2 separate regions of the Mus musculus genome follow, and region 2 is linked to region 1. A link is a loop called in an ENCODE intact Hi-C map of the cell type or tissue named here. Cell type or tissue: heart. All regions are shown on one strand. Links, peaks and the distances in the headings refer to the core of each region. The heading gives the core; the rest is flanking DNA.

Region 1 (10,150 bases), core at 1,324-9,323:
TATCCTCCTCATTTTACAACTGAGAAAGGGAGGCAGGGAGAAAATATAAAAGTCCAGGCAACTAAGAATTTAGTCAAGAGCTGACCTCAGAGACTGGCTCTGGACTTAAACTCAACTGCCCACAGATCACACTGGGAAGCTTCAATTATCCGGACCCAGGTGTCTTAATTGCTTATCTATTGTTGTGCTAAAATGCCAATGACCAAATCAGCTTATAAAAGAAAGCATTGAACTCAGGAGTCACAGCTCCAGAGGGACAGAGTTCATGACCATCCTGGGTGGGGAACCTGGCAGCTTGCAGGCAGGCATGGCATTGGGGCAGTAGCTAAGAGCTCACATTTTGATCCACAATTATTGCAGGAAACAGAAACAGAGTATATCACGAATCCATGAAACCCTCCTGAAACCTCAAAGGCCAGCTCCAGTGACACACCTCCTCCAAACAAGACCACACCTCCTAATCCTTCCCAAACAGTTCCACCAGCTAGGGACCAAGCACTCAAACATATGAGCCAATGGGGGCCATTCTCATTCAAGCCACCACACCAGGCTTCCACTGACTTAGATCTATGAGCATCATTTTGGATAATGTAGGACTCCTTACCATTGTTTTATAATTCTAAGCTGACAGATTTTCTTTTTTCCTTTTGTATGCATTTTAAAGAGTTTTCTTTTCCTATTATTTTCTTGTTTCTGATAGCTAATGTACCTTTTCTCTTGGTTGATTTATAACATGTTTGGGTAATTTTTCAGTGCTTTGCCTAATAGTGGTTTTCTTTTTTCCTTTTTTTATTAATTAATTAACTTTACATTCTTACTGAAGCTCCCCCACCTTTCCTCCTAGTTTCTCCATCTCCCCTCCTCTCAGCTCCCACATCCCTCTCTCCTTTTTCCCTCAGACAAGAGGAGCCCTCCCAAGGATATCAACCTGCCTTGGCATATCAGATTGCAGCAGGACTAAGTGTATCTTCTCCTATTGAGCCTAGACAAGGCTATCCAGTTAGAGGAAAAGGTCCGAAGTCAGGTAACAGAGACAAAGACAAACTCAGCTCCAGTTGTTAGGAGTCCCCAGTGAAGACCAAGTTGCATATCTGCTATATGTACATATACATATTCATATTCATATGTATATATATATGTACATATATATATATATATATATATACATATATACCTATATATATGTGTGTGTGTGTATTATATATATATTTTATGGAACCTAGGTCCAGCTCCTGCATGCTCTCTGGTTGGTCGTTCATGCTCTGTTAGCCCCTGTGAGTCCAGGATTCTATTTTTCTTTGCATGAATCCTGGTTGAGACTTTGTAAGCTTCTTTAAGTGGTTCAACTGAAACAGGTTTTGTGGTTTCTCTTTAAATTTACAGCCTACTACACACATTCTCTTTCCTGTTCTGAGACTCTAGCCTATTAGGCACTGCTTACAGCTACTGAGGTATTTTGTTATTATTGTTGTTTGAGTTGGGTCAAAAGGAGCCCAGGATGGCCTTGAACTCACTACATAGCTGATAATAACCTTAAACTCTTCGTTTTCCTGCCCCTACTTCCCAAGTACTAGGGTTGTAGGAATCTCCTACCATACCCAGACAAGCTGCTTCTTTTTCTCTTTCTTTTTTTTTTAAATCTTTTTTTTTCTGTGTTTGTTTTAGTCTGATTTCTCTTCATTGATCTTCAGTTTCACTGGGATTTCAACAGTTAAGCTACCTTAAATTTTGTGATTAGTATCAATTCCAGAATATTCATTTTTTAAAAGAAAATTTATTTATTTTATATATTTGAGTACATGGTCACTGTCTTCAGACACACCAGAAACGGACATGGAATTCCACTACAGATGGTTGTGAACTACCATGTGGTTGTTGGGGATTGAACTTAGGACTTCTGGAATAGTAGTCGGTGTTCTTAACCACTGAGCCATCTCTCCAGCCCCAGAACATCTATTTTAAAGCTCCCATGGATGACCTAACTTGAGCTTCTTACACATTTCCATGTCTTTTTTACCTAAAAAATTTTTATATGGCCCCAGGTAAACAGATAATACAAATTAAACATTTATTGAAAATAAATCATACAGAAATTCACTTTAACACAATTTTCTGCTAATATACATATTTATTATAATAAACAATATATATATATATACTAATACAATCAATAAGTTTACTATTTGTTTATTATTTATAGACAGGCATGGTTGTGTATACCTTGAATCCCAGCACTGTGGAGGCTGAGGCAGCTAGATCTCTATGAGTTTGAGGCTAGCCTGGTCTACATGGCAAGTTCCAGGACTGCCAGAGGTAGAGGTAGAGAAATCCTATCAAAGAGAGAGACAGAGAGAGAGGAAAAGGGGGAAAGAAAAAATTATTTGTATTTATTTATATTTAAACGATTTATATTCTATTTGTGTGTGTGTCTACTTTGCCCAGGTTCCCTTGGATCTGCGGGTGAAACACACACACACACGTTAGCTTTTTTTTTTTTTTTTTTTTTTTTTTTGGTTTTTCGAGACAGGGTTTTTCTGTGTAGCTCTGGCTGTCCTGGAACTCACTCTGTAGACCAGGCTGGCCTCAAACTCAGAAATCCACCTGCCTCTGCCTCCCAAGTGCTGGGATTAAAGGTGTGCGCCACCACTGCCCGGCACATTAGCTTATTTTTAATAGGCCTTTAGCTCAATGGCTGGATTCTTGTAAGCTTTCCTCGGCTAGCGTGCTTTTCTTTACAGTCTCAGCTCAACACCACTATCTGCCCTCAACTTTAGTTCCCCCGTTACCTTCTCCTGTTCAGCACCCTAAATCTGCCCTCAGCTTAGTTGCGTTTCTAATCTCCCACCTGCTACCCCAGGCCCAGCCAGGGAAGCGGCCAATGGCCACTCCACTCAAGATCTCACATGGCTGGTGGCTCTCCTTTCCTCCTCCTGAAGCTGCTAGCCTGTCTGCGGGAACCTGGAAGTTCCGCCTCTTCTGGCCAACCATTGGCCGCTAACATCTTTATTGATTGATCAAGAACCAATTGGGGAACATTCAGGATTCATTCCCTCCGGATCAGAGCGTCGGAACCACGCTGTACACTGGATCACTTGAAACTGGGGTTACTAATGGTTGTGAGTCACGTGATACAGTTACTAGGAACTTTGATTTTTACACACATTCCCATCAGTCATTGGCTACTGGAGTTGGAGTTAGAGATGGCTCTTCCATTTTCCCGATTATTCTAGTCTGTGGTATGGTACCAACTTTCTTGGGAAAAGCAGACTTTGGAGTCAAAGACCACAGGTAGAGTAAAGTCTTCTTGCAGGATGCGAGACAACGAGCAGACAGGACGTCATAGGGTGGAATGCTTTCATCAGGCTACACTCGTTTACACTGAGAATAAGTATGAGTTCAGATACAAATCTGATAAAATGCCAGGTTCACATAAATATTAGCCTTTAGTAATAGATAAATCACAGCTCTGGAGTCAATCCAACTTGGCTTTCTTATAACCCCTTCCGGCTATTTTGCGACCCAGAAAAAAAAAATTACTAAATTTCTCTAAGCTTCAGTTCCTTTCATTTATAAGAAGGTGCAAGGTTTGAGACTGACGAGAATATAAACAAGATTGTGCCAGGCACAAGCCAAGCAAAACTGACTTAGCATTCCTTCTTCTGGCTTTAAGCCAAAACAATAAATTATGGAATTTCAAACACCAGTGAACAGGAAGGAATGTGTGTGGAGGGCAGAGAAAAGGGAAAGATGACTTCCTGGCATACTAGCCTGGACACTCTTCCCCCTTCTCTCTAGTTGAGTGCCCAGGAAAATAAGGTGACACTGACATGAAGAACAACACGAAAGAGAGGGGGGGGGGAGGGAGGGAGAGAGAGAGAGAGATTATTCCAGTGCAAGGATAACGCAGTGGCTCAACCACATATCTGAATATTTAATTCATACGACGCTAAAATCTAGTCACTGTTTTCAAAGCTGGGTGGTGGTAGTGCACACCTTTAATCCCAGCAAAGGTAGGTAGAGCTCTGTGAGTTCAAGGCCAGCCTGGTCTACAGAGTGAGTTCCAGGACATCCAGGAATACAGAAAAACCCTATCCTGAAAAAGAAAATCTAAATGTTGCCTTCAATTTTGACAACTTATTAGTTCACAGGAAGCATTTTCTCTTTTTCTTCCCCTCCCCCCCCCCCAACCCCTGGCCCTGCTTGCTCTGGCCATTTTTATTTCGTATATGTGGGTACACTGTCACTATCTTCAGTCACAGCAGAAGACAGCTTTGGGTGCCCATTACAGATGGTTGTGAGCCACCATGTGGTTGCTGGGAATTGAACTCCGGACCTCTGGAAGAGCAGTGGGTGCTCTTAACCTCTGAGCCATCAGGAAGCATTTTCTTACGAATGAATTTATATTTTTTATGCAGATCACTAGATCTGAATTAGGAAATGATTCAAACTCTAGCTTTACCTTCTCACACTTATCAACTATGAATGGGCAAAGCATCTGATTCTTGAAGACCTCTGTTTTCTGTTCTACTTCATAAGAGGATCATGTGAAAGCTATGTAAGATACAAATTGCTATTACAGCCACTACGGTTGCCTGCACAACATCTGCACAAGATGAAGCCAACCCAAATCCTGGCAGAGAGGGAACGATGACCCCTGGGCCTCACCCCTGACTGAGGAGCAGCTGGCAGCTGATAGTTGCAGGGGGAGGGGGTGGGGGTGGGGCGTGGATCATTCTTTTTTAAGGATGTAGCCACTGGTAGATTCTCCAGGCTCCTGTAGATGGCCCCACACCCAAACACATATGGGTAGCGCTAACTGGACTTACTGGGTTATGAGAAACATGAAATTGAAGGGAGAGCTTGTTGAGGGGAATATGGGTGGGGAGGTGTTGAAGGGAGAAAGGCAGCTGGGGAAAGGCAGAAGGGGTGAGGAAAATGGGGGAGAAGGATCGCGTTTGGCACAGAAAGCCTGTTACTATGGTGATAAATCAGCTGTCTGAAACAGTGAACCAAAGCAAACTCTCTGGTATCTTTTGTTTTGTTTCATTTTGTTTGTTTTGTCTGTTTTTGTTTTGTTTTGTTTTGTCAGCTTGTCACAAAGGGTCTTCTGGGAAGGGGATACCTCAACTGAGAAAAACGCCTCCGCCAAATTGGTGTACAGGCTGAAGATGAAGTAAACACTTTCCGCCCTGCATTTTGAGTCCCGCACAGTGTTTATCACAGCAATGGAAAGTGAAAGGGGTGGCGGGGAGGCACCTCCCAAAACAGGTGCTGCCACTGGCCACTGATTGGTAAGAGCCTCAGGTTGATAAGTTTATGTACCAAAGTTAACCAAGAGCTTTCGAAACAAAGTTGCTGAAAACTTTAGATAACAGACTTTGCCACCCCAAGCTAGTCCTCAGACTGACAAGATGGCTCAGCAGTTAGAACACTGGTTGCTCTTCCTGAAGACCCCTGGGGGTTGAATTCCTAGGACCAACAGAATGGTTCACAATCAAGTTCTAGGGGAACAAATGCCCTCCTCTGATGCCTGTGGGCACTGTATTTGTGTAGTGGTGCACGTAAATACATTCAGGGTAAAACTCTCATACACATACAATCAAAATAAAGCAACCTTGAAGTTTAAAACTAGCCATTGTGATGAAGACAGGCTATAAGAATCGCAAGGCAGCTTAGGGTGGAGACCTTAAAAACAGCACTTTCAGGAATGGCCTTTGATTCTCAGGCCAGCAATGCCAGAAGGAGAGCTCTGCTTTCTTATTTTAAGTCCTTGAATCTGATTCTCAGCACCAGGAATAAGGAAAAGTATAGCATTCAAATAACACCCAAAGGTCAAACAACCGACAAGTAGGAAAGTCGAGGTCGGCTCACCACCGCTCTGTGGGACTAGGAACTACATTAGTCTCCCAAAGTGCTGATGATGCTGGATGCTGCTTCCACAGCCAACACGGGCATTCTCTGTCTTAGCAGTCTTCCTGCCAGCTGCCGAGCATCGCTCAGTGCTGAGGGCTTCCTGACAGTTCTTATTCCAGTGTGTATTTATAGCGGTGCCTCATCAGCTCTCCTGCCATGCCTATTGTTCTCAGAACACACCCGGCAGATTATTATTAGCACTACCAAATGTGAAAGGAGGAACAGTAGTCACGTGTGCTCAGAAAAATCTACCAAAGACCAAGACATTTTAAAAAGCATGTTGGGGATACTGAGAAACTCTAGCGGCTTCCAGGATTACACTTGGGGACTCTTGCTTATGTGTTAATATTATTTTTATTCCCATCGTATTTATTTACTTACATGATATTTATTTCCATGTAAGTGGTCCACGTACAAATCCACAGATGGCCTACTGTGGGCCTGCGAGGGTTTAGAAATAATACATCTGGCTGTTTTGTGGAAAGACGGCAGAAAATGAACACACATGGGTGGGAGACATAATTGAGCCGTGGAGACCTTGCTTAGCATAGGCTAGCCCCTCAGACCTGAGAAGCACAGCAAAACAAAAACACAACAACCAGCCAGCAAACTACTAACAGCCAACTTTTGTAAAGAATACAAGCCATGAAAGAAATAGTATACAAATAAATGTGCTTACTCTAAAAAAAGAAGAGGAAGAGGAGGAGGAAGAGGAGGAGGAAGAGGAGGAGGAAGAGGAGAACTTTCTGGCATGCCCGAGGTTTTTATCATTTAGTAATTGTTTTGATTATCTTTGGGGTTTTTTTTCTTCCTTTTTCCAAATTTTCTACTATACCTACCCATGGCTTTTAGAAATAACATAATAAAAATAAGAAAACAATGGTCCAGGTCCAAATCTCTCAAAAGGGGCCTGGTAAGATGGCTGCTCGGGGGTTAAGAGCACTGGTTGCTCTTACAAAGGACCTGGGTTCTCTTCCCAGCCCCTACCTGACAGCTCACAGCTCCTATAATCTGATGCTGTCTTCTGACTTCCATGCCCAGCAGGCACAGATGTGGGGGACATGAAGGCAAAACATTCATACAACAAAAATAAATAAGAACATTTTAGGGGGCTGGAGAGATGACACTGGCTGCTCTTCCAGAGGGTCCAAGTTTGATGACAAGCACCCGCATAGTAGCTGGTAGACAAATATCTGTCTTCCATGGGTCCCGTGATGCAAGTGATGCAGAGACAGACATGCAGGCAAGCAAAATACTAATACACATTTTAAAAAGAGAGAGAGGGGAGAGAGGGGGAGAGGAAGGGATGGAAGGGGGGAGAAGAGGGAGAGAATTTTTACAAGCTTTTAAATGGAGAAAAGAATTCAAGGTATTCTGGAATAAGCCTTTCCTATCCCAGGTCTGAAAACCAGAAACAATGTCAAAGCAAGCACACTAACACTTTATTGAGAGAGTGGTCCCAGGGAGGGAGGGAGGGAAAGGTGGACAGATATTTGCACATCTCTGAGCTGCTCGAAGCACAGCTAACTCCTTGTGTTTCTTTTTTTAAAAAATTATTTTTGAGATTTTAATATAATTTCATCACTTCCCTCTTCCTCTCCCCTCCCTCCTTTGATATCCCTCTCCTCGCTTCCAAACCTATCACTTCTCTTTATTAAATTTTACATGCATGCATGTGTGTGCATGTGTGTGTGTGTGTGTGTGTGTGTGTGTGTGCATCTCGGCCTCGTGAGCTTTAGGCAGCCGTGTTGGTGAGACAACACGTGCGTAGCTTCTGGCATTCCTATAGACACAATCTCACAGCAAGCTCCCAGTTCCTCTGGCTCTTACAGTCTTTCCGCAGCGGTCCCTCCTCTGCAATGGTCCCTGAGCCTTAACACAGGAGCTGTTCTGTACAAGCATGTTCTGGCACTGGGCTCTACAACTCTGCATCTTGGTGGCTGTGGCTTTGTGTAGTGGTCGCCATCTGCTGCAGAGATATTTCCTTGATGAAAAGTGAGGACTGCACTTTCCTAGGGCATAAGGACAAGTACAGAGAATGTAGTTAGGGATCATGCTGATTTAGCAAAGTGTTGTAGGTTCTCCTCCAAGACCCATGACTTAGCTAGCTGTGGGTGTCCCCACTCTCACAGATTGTCGGCCAATTTGGTCCACAAAGGCAGTGGGAGCAGAGACTTCAAACAGGGGGGTTGGAAGCCCTGTGAGTACACCTGGTGAATGGCCACACCGGGGCCGCCTGTCAGTAGGCAAATCAACGTTACTCAGGGTGACTGCAGGCTCATAAAGTTTTGGGGGATTGATGGTAGAAACATCCAGGATGGGTAAAGGTCATTGGCTGGGGGCTTAGGGTATCTGGGAGGCTTCGTCAGCATGGGGAAGCATTTCAGGAATCTCGGGTGATGGCTGAACATGTTTTGTCAGGAGAAAGGAAATTGATTCTATAAACTAATTGAGGCTAGGTGACACTTCTCAAGTAGAAGCAAGTGTGGGGGCTAAGAATACTCCAGACAAGGTCAGAGAAGGAGAAACTCTGTTAACAAAGGCAGTCCCAGGCTAGAGAGATAGCTCAGGGGTTAAGAGCACTGAGTGTTATTCTAGAGGTCCTGAGTTCGATTCCCAGCAACCACAAGGTGACTCACGACCAGCTGTAACAAGGATCCTATACCCTGTTCTGATGTATCTGAAGACAGCTATAGTGTACCCATAAATAAAATTAATAGCCGGGCGTGGTGGCGCACGCCTTTAATCCCAGCACTCGGGAGGCAGAGGCAGGCGGATTTCTGAGGTCGAGGCCAGCCTGGTCTACAAGGTGAGTTCCAGACAACTAGGGCTATACAGAGAAACCCTGTCTCGAAAAACCAAAATAAATAAATAAATTAATTAATTAATTAATCTTTTTAAAAGTGGGGTGTCCCCCATTACACGCCGAACCTCAGCAGGCTATCTGGTCAACAGTAGACTTTGACCTTAATTAGCAGTTTTCCCACAACTAGCCCTGTAGTTGGCTAGGTTTCTATTACTAGGTATGGCTTCCCTCTTAAGTCCAGTGAGAGAGCTGTTGGTTACTGTCAAGGAATGCACAAACCCTTGGGGTTATCTGGCCATGCTGGTTGTTGTTATGGTGTCTAAGCATCACAGATGGGTAGGACTCTCATCACTTTCTTCCTTTGGGTGCTCACGTGGTGTCTTCTAGTACCATGAAGTTTAGTCTTCAGGAAGGAAGCTTTCAGGTCACTTCCAACTCAGTGGCCTCTAGGCCCTGTGTCTAAAGTGCGTGATGTTTTCAATAGGGACTCACCTTTTGTGTTAGTTAGGGTTTTATTGCTGTGAAGAAACACCATGACCATAGAAACTCTTAAAAAGGGACACTACCTTTAATCCCAGCACTCAGGAGGCAGAGGCAGGTGGATTTCTGAGTTCGAGGCCAGCCTGGTCTACAAAGTGAATTCCAGGACAACCAGGGCTATACAGAGAAATCCTGTCTCAAAAACAAAAACAAAAACAAAAAACCACCACCAACAACAACAAAAAGGACACTAATTGGGGATGACTTACAAATTTAGGGTTTCAGTCCATTGTCATCATGGTGAGAAGCATGGCAGCATGCAGGCAGACATGGTGCTGGTGAAGGAGCTGAGAGTTCTACATCTGGGTCTTCAGGCAGCAGGAAGAGACTCTGAAACCTCAAAGTCTGTCTCGAAGTGATAGACTTTGACAAGGCCACACCTCCTAATAGTGCCGCCCCCTGTGGACCTGTGGGACCATTTTCATTCAAACCACCATCTCTGGAGGGCAACCAAGAACAACAGCAATAGTCTATGTTTTGGGAGTCTCTTGGACATCCCTGACCAACAACTCAAAAGAGGGCTTCTCTGCCTGGTGCTGGAATTTTTGGTAAGTGGCTCTTGGAGGTGTGGGAAGCCACATGTGCCGTTGCTGAGTGGCACTGACTACTGCTGGCCACCGTGCATAAGATTGGACAAACAACCAATGTGTACATATGCAGTAAAGTTTTTTGCAAAAACACTGCCTGGCCCAGGCATGATAATGAGGTTCTGTAAGGTACTGAGAGTATAACCAATCGGATGTGAGACATGCAAATGAGGTATGATAATGAGGCTCAGTGAGGTACTGAGAGAGAGTAGCCAATCAGATGAGGAACATGCAAATGAGGCTTAGTGCATAACCAATCAGGGTATGAGACACGCCTCTCCTAGGCCTATAAAAGCAGCACCAG
Region 2 (9,756 bases), core at 1-8,000, 48 kb before region 1:
CACACAACAAAAAGCTCAGGAAGCACCCAGACTGCTCAGCGCCTCCAGTCGGCACCCCAGCCCCCAAACTGACTGCCCAGCGCCTCCCGTCGGAACCCCAGCCCCCAAACTGATGGCTCAGCGCCTCCAGTCTGCACCCCAGCCCCCAAACTGACTGCCCAGAGCCTCCAGTCTGCACCCCAGCCCCCAAACTGACTGCCCAGCGCCTCCAGTCGGAACCCCAACCCCCAAACCGCATGCCTTATCAGCCCTTGTATCTTCAGGAAGTGACAAGAGATCGGCATTGGAAAACCCCAACGAACATGTACGGGACTTAAGGTAAAGTGTTTTACAGGACAATTTTAAAACGTGTTATGCATGTTCGAAATTCAGAGTCAGTTAAAAATAATAACTAGTTTCTTGCATACACGTTTAAGTCTCCTTTGGGGGTACCCTAGAGATTAAAAAATGACCCTTGGATTCAATTTGCATACCATAGGGTATTTCAAAGAATATTTCTAAGTGGTGGATTTGAATATGCCAAATTGAAACTTCGTGTCCTTTGAGTTATTTAATTCCCTCCTTTTTGGTTGATCCTGTAATCACCACTTGGGCGTCCAACCCTCACCGGAAAATTTTACAGCTGGTTAGAACCGTATACTTTGGGGATTACAGACACTGAAACGCTTGCATTTTCCAATGTAGATGTTTCCCACTTCCCAGTAAGCTATGAAGTAAAATATGAAGGGCAGAACAAGACAAAAGTTTCTAGGTACTGTCTATGCAGCCTCTCGTCCAGGATGGCGTAGGGGCACTGGCCCAGGAGATGTGCATCTGAGACTGGCAACAAAGCCTTCTTTTCTCTTCTTCACTGGGAGAATCTGAGAGAACAAGTTCACTACAAGTTCACTGTCCCTGGTGGGATCTAAGGAACCATCTAGAAAATGATCCCTTGTGTGAATGTCATTATTACTGCAAGAATAATAAACCGTGAGCTAACAATTGGCTGTCGGTTATTTCGGAGCCCCGCCTGGTTCATGTTCATGTTCAGCAAGTAGGAATATCATGCTCTCTGCAGTGCTCACTGGTGTCTCTGGTTCTGTGGCTGACCCACATGAAGTCATTAACTGAGATCACAAAAGAGAATGAAGGTATCTGACCACATGCTTAAGTGCAAAATAGAAGATCAGTTGGAAGACTTACTAAAAGATATGTAGTAACATTAAAATATAAACCAAAAAAAAAAAAAAAAACCCAGATTACTAAAAAGTATCAAAGCCGGTGTTTGCTTCCTGCTCTTGTACATAGATTGAGTCCGAGGGCATGCTAAAACGTCAATCTCATTTTTCAAAATCAGATTTCACCGCTTATGGTGTGATTCTTTCTTTCTTTTGATTTGTCACCAGTAGTAACATTGTGTTTCAGAATGAAAGGCAGTGAGCCAGTCCCCAGTACCTCCGAGAAAAGAGGGGGCCTGCCACAGGCATTGACATTCCCGTTGGAGAATTTTATAACACATCCTAATCTCTCTAACAACCCATCATTAGAACCACCATTAGTGGGGAGAAAGTGAAGCAAGCACCAGCAGACATCTTGACCCCCCAAGGGGGTTCAAAAGGCAGTTGCCACCTGCATATCAGCAGGTACCACCCCCAACTCCCCAGCCCCAGCTCTTTTATCTGATGCCTCAGGGTTTTAAGATGAAGCATCTTCCTCCAACCCAAGACCCTAAGTTAAGGGCTGAGCCTAATCCTGCAGTAGCCAAAGCAGACTCCTATCAGGAGAAGGTCAGCCTGCAACAGGCAATATTCATAATAACGGCAATAATCAAGCAACTTCAGCAATGGGTTTGGAACCTTTCACATTTGTCAAAATGCTTCTCTCTGGTGAATATGACAGATCACTCATTGCAATCTATTTATAAAGACTCATAAAATAACATTTTTTAAAAAAATGAACATACCGAAATGTTTTCAAATGAAACTATGTTGCTGTTCCTTAGATCCTATCCCCAAATTTGGTGGGCGTGCAACGGCCTCCAGATGAAACGAGTAAGGAGGCCATTGTCAAACTTTTCAGTTTTACAAGGGGTACATTAGACTATAAAGTACATAGATGAAAACTCCAAATCCAAACACAAAAGCAGCCTGAGATCGAGTTTCAAAGGAAACTAACAAAATACTGTAGAAAAGGTCTTGACGATGTGTGCACAAACTTAAGGATGACGATTCGCCTCCAAATGTTCAAGTCCTGCACTGTAAAAGAAGTAAAGGCAGACCAACCCTCAGAGGCGTTCATCTCGGCCCCTTTAGTAATGCAGGCAGCTTAATTACAGGGGCTGAACTAGGGAGATGCGGGGCGTCGGGGTGGGGGGGTGGGGGGAGGGGTAGAATCAAGATCGGTCTTTGAGACAATAAGAAACAAGCTTTCACTAGATGTTTGTCTGGTCCATTCAAAGGAACTTTCACAAAAACAAATCTCTGCTACGAAAAAGAAAAAAAAAAGACAAAATACAGCAAAATAAAAATGCTATCTGTTTACCATCCGCATAGAAAACACATTAGTAGGTAAAAGCTAATCCTTCAGGGGGGCCGCGGGGACCACAGAAGGTCGCTTTACGGGCTTCTACAGTTTGAACTTTTGACCTCTTCCCAAAATGTCATAAAAGAATGTTTAAGCCCTGGAACTAGAAAGAATGCTTTCTTTATCGGATCGTTTCATAAAACATCGCTATGTGCTATATTTGCTCTTAGCCACCGGGCCCGTCGTCCAAAACTAAAGTTTTCTAAGCGCCAGGTTGCCCGGGATTAAGAAAAACATATTAAGTAGGATTGCAATAAAAATACAAGTCAATACAACCCTGAGTTACAGCCACGAAAACCCCTCTTCAGCTATTCTGCTCAGTATTTTCTTTTCTCCTTCGCCACCAACAAACTAAAAGATCAAACGTTTTCCCTAGCTCCTCTCAGTTGTCTTTTTTTCTCCACCTTCAATCACACAGTACTGTTTGGAAGTTCTCCACAAGCAAAGAACTATACCTTTTGTCTTGTACGGAAATGCGGGAGAGTGAGAACGGCGCCAACACACCTGAGCCAAACGACGTGCCCCACGAGGTCGCCACCCTGGAAAAGGATGTCCTTGGGACCGAGGCGCTTGTGAAGGGCCGGCCACGCACACCTGGTACCACTGGAATCCCGACTCTCCGCGCCCTCCCTCGGCTTGGCCCGCACTCCCCACGCCCGCGAGGCGTGGAAAAGCTGACATCCGTAGCCCCGACCCGTGTGCACCCTAGAACTCCGCGCCGCCTACCTGGCCAGCCCCAGGCGCCGCCCCGTAAGGCGCGCCACCGACGCCGCCAGGAGGCTCCCCTGGCCGCCCCTGACGCGCGTGGTGCAAGGAGCAGTCCACGTTCCAAGTGCCCTAAAGTCCCCCGATTCCGCGCTCCCGAAGCGCCGCGGACCCCTTCCCAGACCGAGATGCGCGCGAGAATCCTGGGGCCCCGGGAACTCGGCCTAAGCGCAGGCTCAGCGCCCTCCGGAGCCGGGGATAGGGGATAGGGCAGGGACCCCGCAGCCCGACGGAGCGGCGGCACTCACCCAAGCAGCGGATCTGGAAGCCAGAGGGGGGTCGCAGAGCCCTGCGTGTCCAGCCCTCCCGCAGCGCCTCTAGATGCTCCTCCTTGCCCTGGATCAGCAAGACCTGCTCGTCGATCCAGCCTAGGAAAAAAGTCTCGGCCACCGCGGCTGTGACCTTCTTGTTCCAGAAGTGTTGCATGTTCTCCGCTTTGAAATCTGCGAAGATCTCGTACCCGATGTGGTGTCGGGCGAGCTGCCGGGGTTGGGTGGGAACCGGGGGCGAGGGCTGAACCGTCCCGGGCTTCTCCTCTGCGGAGCTGTCGGCCGGGCCCAGGACGATGGCCAGAGAGTGCGGCGCGATCTGCAGAAACTTCTCCATCTTAACCAGGCATCGGTCGCGCAGACTGCACTCACCGGTGCCGCCTCTGCGGGCTGCTGGAAGGAACCGGCACCGGACAGTGGCTGTGGAGAGTCAGAGTCTTGCCTGACGTTGGGGGCGGGGGGTCCGCACCCTTCCCCGCCCGTCCTGCCCCGCGGGAGCCCGGGAGCCCCAAGGCGCAGCCCGCGGGAGGGCGCAGCAGGTCGCCTCGCGGTAGTGCCGGGAAGGGACACCGACGCAGAGCCTGCTGCCCCCCGAGGTCCCGCGCCAGTTACCTGCAGCCCTCGGCCACCCTCCGGGCACAGCTCATTTTCCAGCCGTGGCACCCTAGCCTTCCTTGGCAGCCCGCAGCTCCAGCGGGGGCGGAGAGCCGGAGGAAAGGGTGCCGAGGGGGCGGGCAGTTCGCCGCGATCCGGGGAATTCCCTCGGCGGGACCCGGCCTGAGGAATTCCAAGAAGGCCGGTACCGGAGACCGTGAAGGTGGCGGTGTTGGCAGGGAGAGTTGAGTTTAAGCGCCCAGCTCCGGGCAGATCCGGAGGGGGGAGGGGGACGCGCGGCGCCACTGAGAAGGCACCGATTCCGGAGCAGCGAAATGTCGCTCCGCCCCACGCTCCACCCCCGCCCCCACCTCCCACCTCCCCTCAGAAACAAGTGGTTTCGCTGGCTGGTTAATGTACCCTAAGAAGTAGCTTTTTAAAAAGCCTAGTCAAGCACGAAAAATTGTCATCAGTCCCTCCTCCAACTCCAGTGGACCCTCTTCTGTCTCCAGCCTGTACGCGACCCTATCCTGGAAGACACCCAACAATTCCCGAGGTTAGCTGTGCAGTGGAGACAGAGATTATTATGCCTTCTGAAAAACTTTAACCTTGTTTCTGTGCGAAGTTCTGATTTGCATAGAAGCTCTAAAGAGACATAAGAAGCTCAGGGTGTAGTTGAGTTTGCCTCAAGATCACCAGGAACACTTGATTGTGGTCATGAGATGGCTCAGCAGATAAAGGCGTTTGCTGCCAAGCCTGGGTATTTGAGTATGATCCCATGAACCCACGTGGTGAGAGAAGAGGACTGACTTTGAGAGGCGCGCGCGCGCGCACACACACACACACACACACACACACAGAGAGAGAGAGAGAGAGAGAGAGAGAGAGAGAGAGAGAGAGAGAAGTGTTTTTTAATAGATAATTGGGCACCACTCCTAGGTTCTATCTCAAATGATTGAGTTAGTATAGAGAGAGGCATCTAACTCGTTTGTCATTAGAAAGAAAATAATCCCATGTACTTATTTTGTGTGAATGTGCAGGAAAGTGGAAGTCAGGAGATATCAGAAGACAGTTTATGCTCTCCACACAGGTCTGGAGAACCAAACTCAGGTGATAGACAGGCTTGGCAGTAAGCTTTATCTACTGAGCCATCACGTTGTCTCTTTATTAGTAATTTCTAAGAAATATCTAGGCACTGCTGTTGCGGGTTCTGGGCCATCCTCTTTAAAAAAAAAAAACACTGACTTAGAAAAAACACTCAGGTGATGGGGCCGGGGCAGCTAAACTGTTCTCTGGGGGCTTCTGAGAATTTAAAAATCACAAAAGTCAGATGCTTTAGTCTAACTGAAGGACGACCTTGGAAACCTCACTGAACCCTGGTTTCCCACGTGTATAATGGGAGTCGCATCCCGCCTCCCTTACTGCTTGCCTGAGAAGACTCCAGCAAGGGGGTAGGTCTGACTGTGTTTGCATTCAGCAGGGTTCACAGGCTCCAGGTGCTCCATCACAGAGCCATCCATCCAGGGACCACAGCTGGGACTCCACATTCTCCCCTCGGAGTTTGGAGTTTCCCGGCGCCCACTGCCTAGTGAGACCTGTTATTTTCTTGCCTGGATGGTAATGTTCATCTCTAAGCTTCAATTTGCTCTCCTCTTCACTCTGCTCTCTGGGCCTGGGTCTGGGTAATGGCAGCTGGAAAACACAAGACAGAAGGCACACTTGCAACTCTATTTTTGCTTAACATTTCTGCCTTTATTATTCTTTTTGCATGGTTTAAAACTAAGCTGCAAGAATTGTACAAAAAAAAAAAACAAAAACAAAAATCCAACAACATATCTTCAACCAGATTCTGAAATCATTAAAATTCTATTATCTCTACAAACACCCAATTTCTTTTTCTAACTTTTAAAAATCTCTCCACTGTTGCTATTTTATTCTTTGTAATTAGCAAGTATCTTCTTCAGAATTATTTTTAAGCACGTGTAAGTATGAGTGTCGGTATGTGGGTATGTACACATACATGTGGGTACCCACAGACACCAGAAAAATGGCTTCAGATTCCCTGGAGCTTGAGTTAACAGGCAGCTATGAGTTGCCTAACATGAACTCTGGGAGTCAAACTCTGGGCCTTTGCAAGAGCAGCCCACATCTCTGCAACATGTGAAGTATCTTTTTAAAAGCAGAAAGGAAGAAAGAGAGAGGGGGAGGGGGAGGGAGGGGGAGAAGGAGGGGGAGAGTGGGAGAGGGGGAGAGGGAGGGGGAGAGATCTGCTTTCTGGATAGCACTGGTGCATGCCTTTAATTCCAGCATTCTCCAGGAGATCCAGGCCAGTGGATCTCTGTAAGTTTGAGGCAAGCCTGGTCTACAAATCAAGTTCTAGGACAGCCAAGCCTACACAGAGAAACCCTATCTGGAAAAACCAAAAAGAACAAACAGAAAGATTGACCTATTTTATGTGTGTGCATACTGGCCTGCGTGTATGTACACTCGTCAGATGAATGCCTAGTGACACAGAGACCAGTAAAACGTGTCAGACCCCCTACAACTAGAGTTATAAATGGCTGTGAGCCTGTGAACGCTGAGAGCTGAGCTCAGGTCCTCTGCAGGAGCAGCAACTACTGAGCACCGGGCCCAGCTTCTCAAGAAGAATCTCTTTGAAAGACCCTCTGAGAGCGTGTAAGTATCACGGTGCTGTTCCTCAGCACGGAACTTGGCCTATTATTGATCCTGGCTTAGTTAATGGCGATGATTGCTAAGGTCTGGCAGTGTAGGTCTGTGCCAGCATCCCAATGTTCTACTTCCCTTTCTCCTCTTCAGTTTGTAGCCACAGGGACTGCGCATTCTTACTCAGTAGATTATAAGACGTGACTCTCATAATGTATAGCGCATGCTCTGCACAAAGCAAGACCCATAGGATGCTGTAAAGCTGGCTGGCTCCAGGGCCCTTGTATTGAGCCTATCATTCTCTGAGTACTTCCTTACTTTCTGACATGTCAAGATATTGCAGGATCTTTTTTGCTCCAACCAAAGGACCAGGCCACTTTTCCATGGAGTGCTGCTTCTTTTTAATGTAGAATGCTACTCAGGAACCAACATCTGGCTACCAACTATGCTCATTGCTATTGAGATGGCATTTGTCTTTGACTAGTCTACCTCTCAAGACACTGCACTCCCTGCTCCATGCGATGACACCCTCGTTGGTCCATACAGCAACAGTAGGCGTGGGGGAGGGGTCCCTCTGTTCATTCAAATAGTCAGTATGGAGTGGGGCCTAAGACGGATGCAGGGTCTGATTGCACGGATGTGGGATCTGAAGCAGGCAACCTCTCTGAAGTAAAGAACTATTACAAGAAGAGGGATAATGGGGTAACGTGCCTGACACCCACTGGGGAGGCAGCAGAACACCCATCCCCCACCTCTCTAGTCCTACACGTGCGGATATAATTACTCTTAATGTTGCCGTGCACATACTACCTGCTTCTCACAAAGCCCAGAATATGACTGTATTGCGACGCTTCGCTTCTCCCCTCCACTGAACAAAATCATCTACTACTAGGGGCGTGGATGCCGATTCTGAACATTATCACATCTTGCTTTGCTTTAAAAGTCTATTATCATAGAAGAGAAGGGGTTTTAAAGCTCCCCTGGACACATTTTCCTTCTGGCAACTGACTCCCTTCCAGAACTTTCTTAAATGACTGCTGTGCACCCTGGACCATCCTGAGATCAGTTTTTTCCACCTGAATACTTCCAAACTATTAGGGGAAGACCCCATAGGCCTGGGTAGGGTGTCCCTCTGTCCTGATCCTTAGTCATAAGACCCCTTAGAAGCTGCTCACAGCATCTTGAGTATCTCTCAAGTCTTTCCAAATCTTAGCGTGTCCAGGTGCCAAAGCCAGCCATGTTCTGTGATTTCGACCTTTCTCCTACTTTGCTTTCTATTGCTGTAATAAAGACCAGGACTCAAAGCAACTTGGGGAGAAAAAGAGTTTAATTTTTCTCTTGTAGTCCATCATGAAAGGAAGCCAGAGCAGGAATTCAGGGCAGAAACCTGGAGGCAGGAACTGAAGCAGAGACCGTGAGGGAGGGCTGCATACGGCCCTGCTGTCCGTGCCTGTTTGCTTTTCCATACAACCTAGGAACAGCAGTCCTTGGTGGTACCCTCCCACATCGATCATGGATCAGGAATTGCCTAAGGGTCACTCTGATGGAAGAGTTTTCCCAAGGGAGAGTCCTCTTCCCAAATGTCCCTGACTTTGGCCAAGTTGACAAAAACAAACAAACAAACAAACAAACAAACAAAACAAAACAAAAAAAAAAAACCAAAACCCTAACCACTGTTGGTCACCTTGCCTTAAAGCAGCCATGTTTGTGCCCAGACACTTGACACTTGGACAGTGTGCCCAGGCTTGGACACTAGCCATAGAAAGTTTATTTTCTTTTTGGTGTTGTTGCTATTGTTCATTGGTGGGTTATGTTTTTTAAAGGAGGATATTTTGATTTGTTCCAGGCCATGCACTTGATATGTAGACCATGCTAGCCTCGAACTCACGGGGTCTCCCTGCTTCTGCCTCTCAAGGACTAGGATTAAAGTCCTATGCCACTGTGTTGCTTTTCCATGAGTGGGTTTTGAGCAAAAATATTTTAACCCCCATTGTAAAGGCAGTGCCTGGGAAAATAAATACTACTTTCAATGCATATTGCCTTCCTGTTCTCAACCAGACATTTCCTTTTGGAACCCAATTTCGAATACCTCCTATCCAAATGTAGGCTGGTATGAATGTGTGTGACTAAATGACCTGTTTGAATGATTATCCCAGAACAGCAACAAAACAGCCGTTTTCTAGACTGCTCAAAGGACCATCCTTTAAAATAGATGATTGTTAAAAGCTGAGTTTGCTCTTTGAAAAACAAAGAAGAGTTCCTACATCCTGCAGTTTCTATTGGCCCTGAGGTCTGCACGCCATGCTTCAGTCAGGACTAACACTCACTCAACCTTGGCTTATCCGGCCCCAAGTCTTCAGAGAGGAATCCTCCTTCCAAAACAGATGGCTCAGCCCTTAAGGTCCGGGTGAGTCTAATCCACATTCTCTTTTACATCTTGATCCTGATGTTGTTAATAGACTTCAGTAACAACCCCTAAGAAATAGTAAAATTTATTCCAGCAATTAAGGGCATGTCAAGGCCCTTCATTCTTGTAACTGTCTTTTGAGGTAGCTACTGACCATTCCTATTATGTTAAGGAGTCTGAGGCACACAGAATGTAAATCATTTGTCTGAATTGCCCAGCAGTGAGGCTATAATGCTAGAACCTAAACCTACAATCTTGTTCCATCCCACACCATAGCTGACTAACTACTGGCAGGCACTCTCCACAAAGATTCTTCAACAGTGCCACATGAATAAGTTGTGTTAGTTACCTGTTATTATGTGACACATTACCTTCAACCTTCTGAGCTTAAACAGCAGACACTTATCATCTCTCATTTTTGGTTGGTCAGGAATCAAGGCTTGGCCCGCCTGAATGCGTTGGCTCAGCATCTCTGGGGAAGTTCCATTTAAGCCA

Evidence for each region. Peaks named below come from ENCODE experiments on the same cell type or tissue, not always from the same donor. Only the 100,000 strongest peaks of a DNase experiment are listed, where the experiment ranks them.
Region 2: a loop joins it to region 1, with 2.0 times the contacts of the local background. A loop is called at or near these places in 3 of 42 quality-filtered maps.

Annotation. Positions count from the first base shown.
Region 1 is chr8:47,455,806-47,465,955 of GRCm38, forward strand. No RefSeq gene overlaps it. Among named protein-coding and RNA genes, the nearest start is that of Gm22857, 20 kb to the left of the region's middle. In heart, for the core only: no CTCF peak of the experiment used is centred there; a DNase peak (open chromatin) is centred at 6,016; H3K27ac peaks cover 365 bases.
Region 2 is chr8:47,409,373-47,419,128 of GRCm38, forward strand. It overlaps a transcript of Stox2 not described here. Among named protein-coding and RNA genes, the nearest start is that of Gm22857, 26 kb to the right of the region's middle. In heart, for the core only: CTCF peaks have their summits at 3,323 and 4,132; DNase peaks (open chromatin) are centred at 3,269, 4,379 and 4,939; H3K4me3 peaks cover 2,846 bases; H3K27ac peaks cover 1,668 bases; H3K27me3 peaks cover 5,583 bases.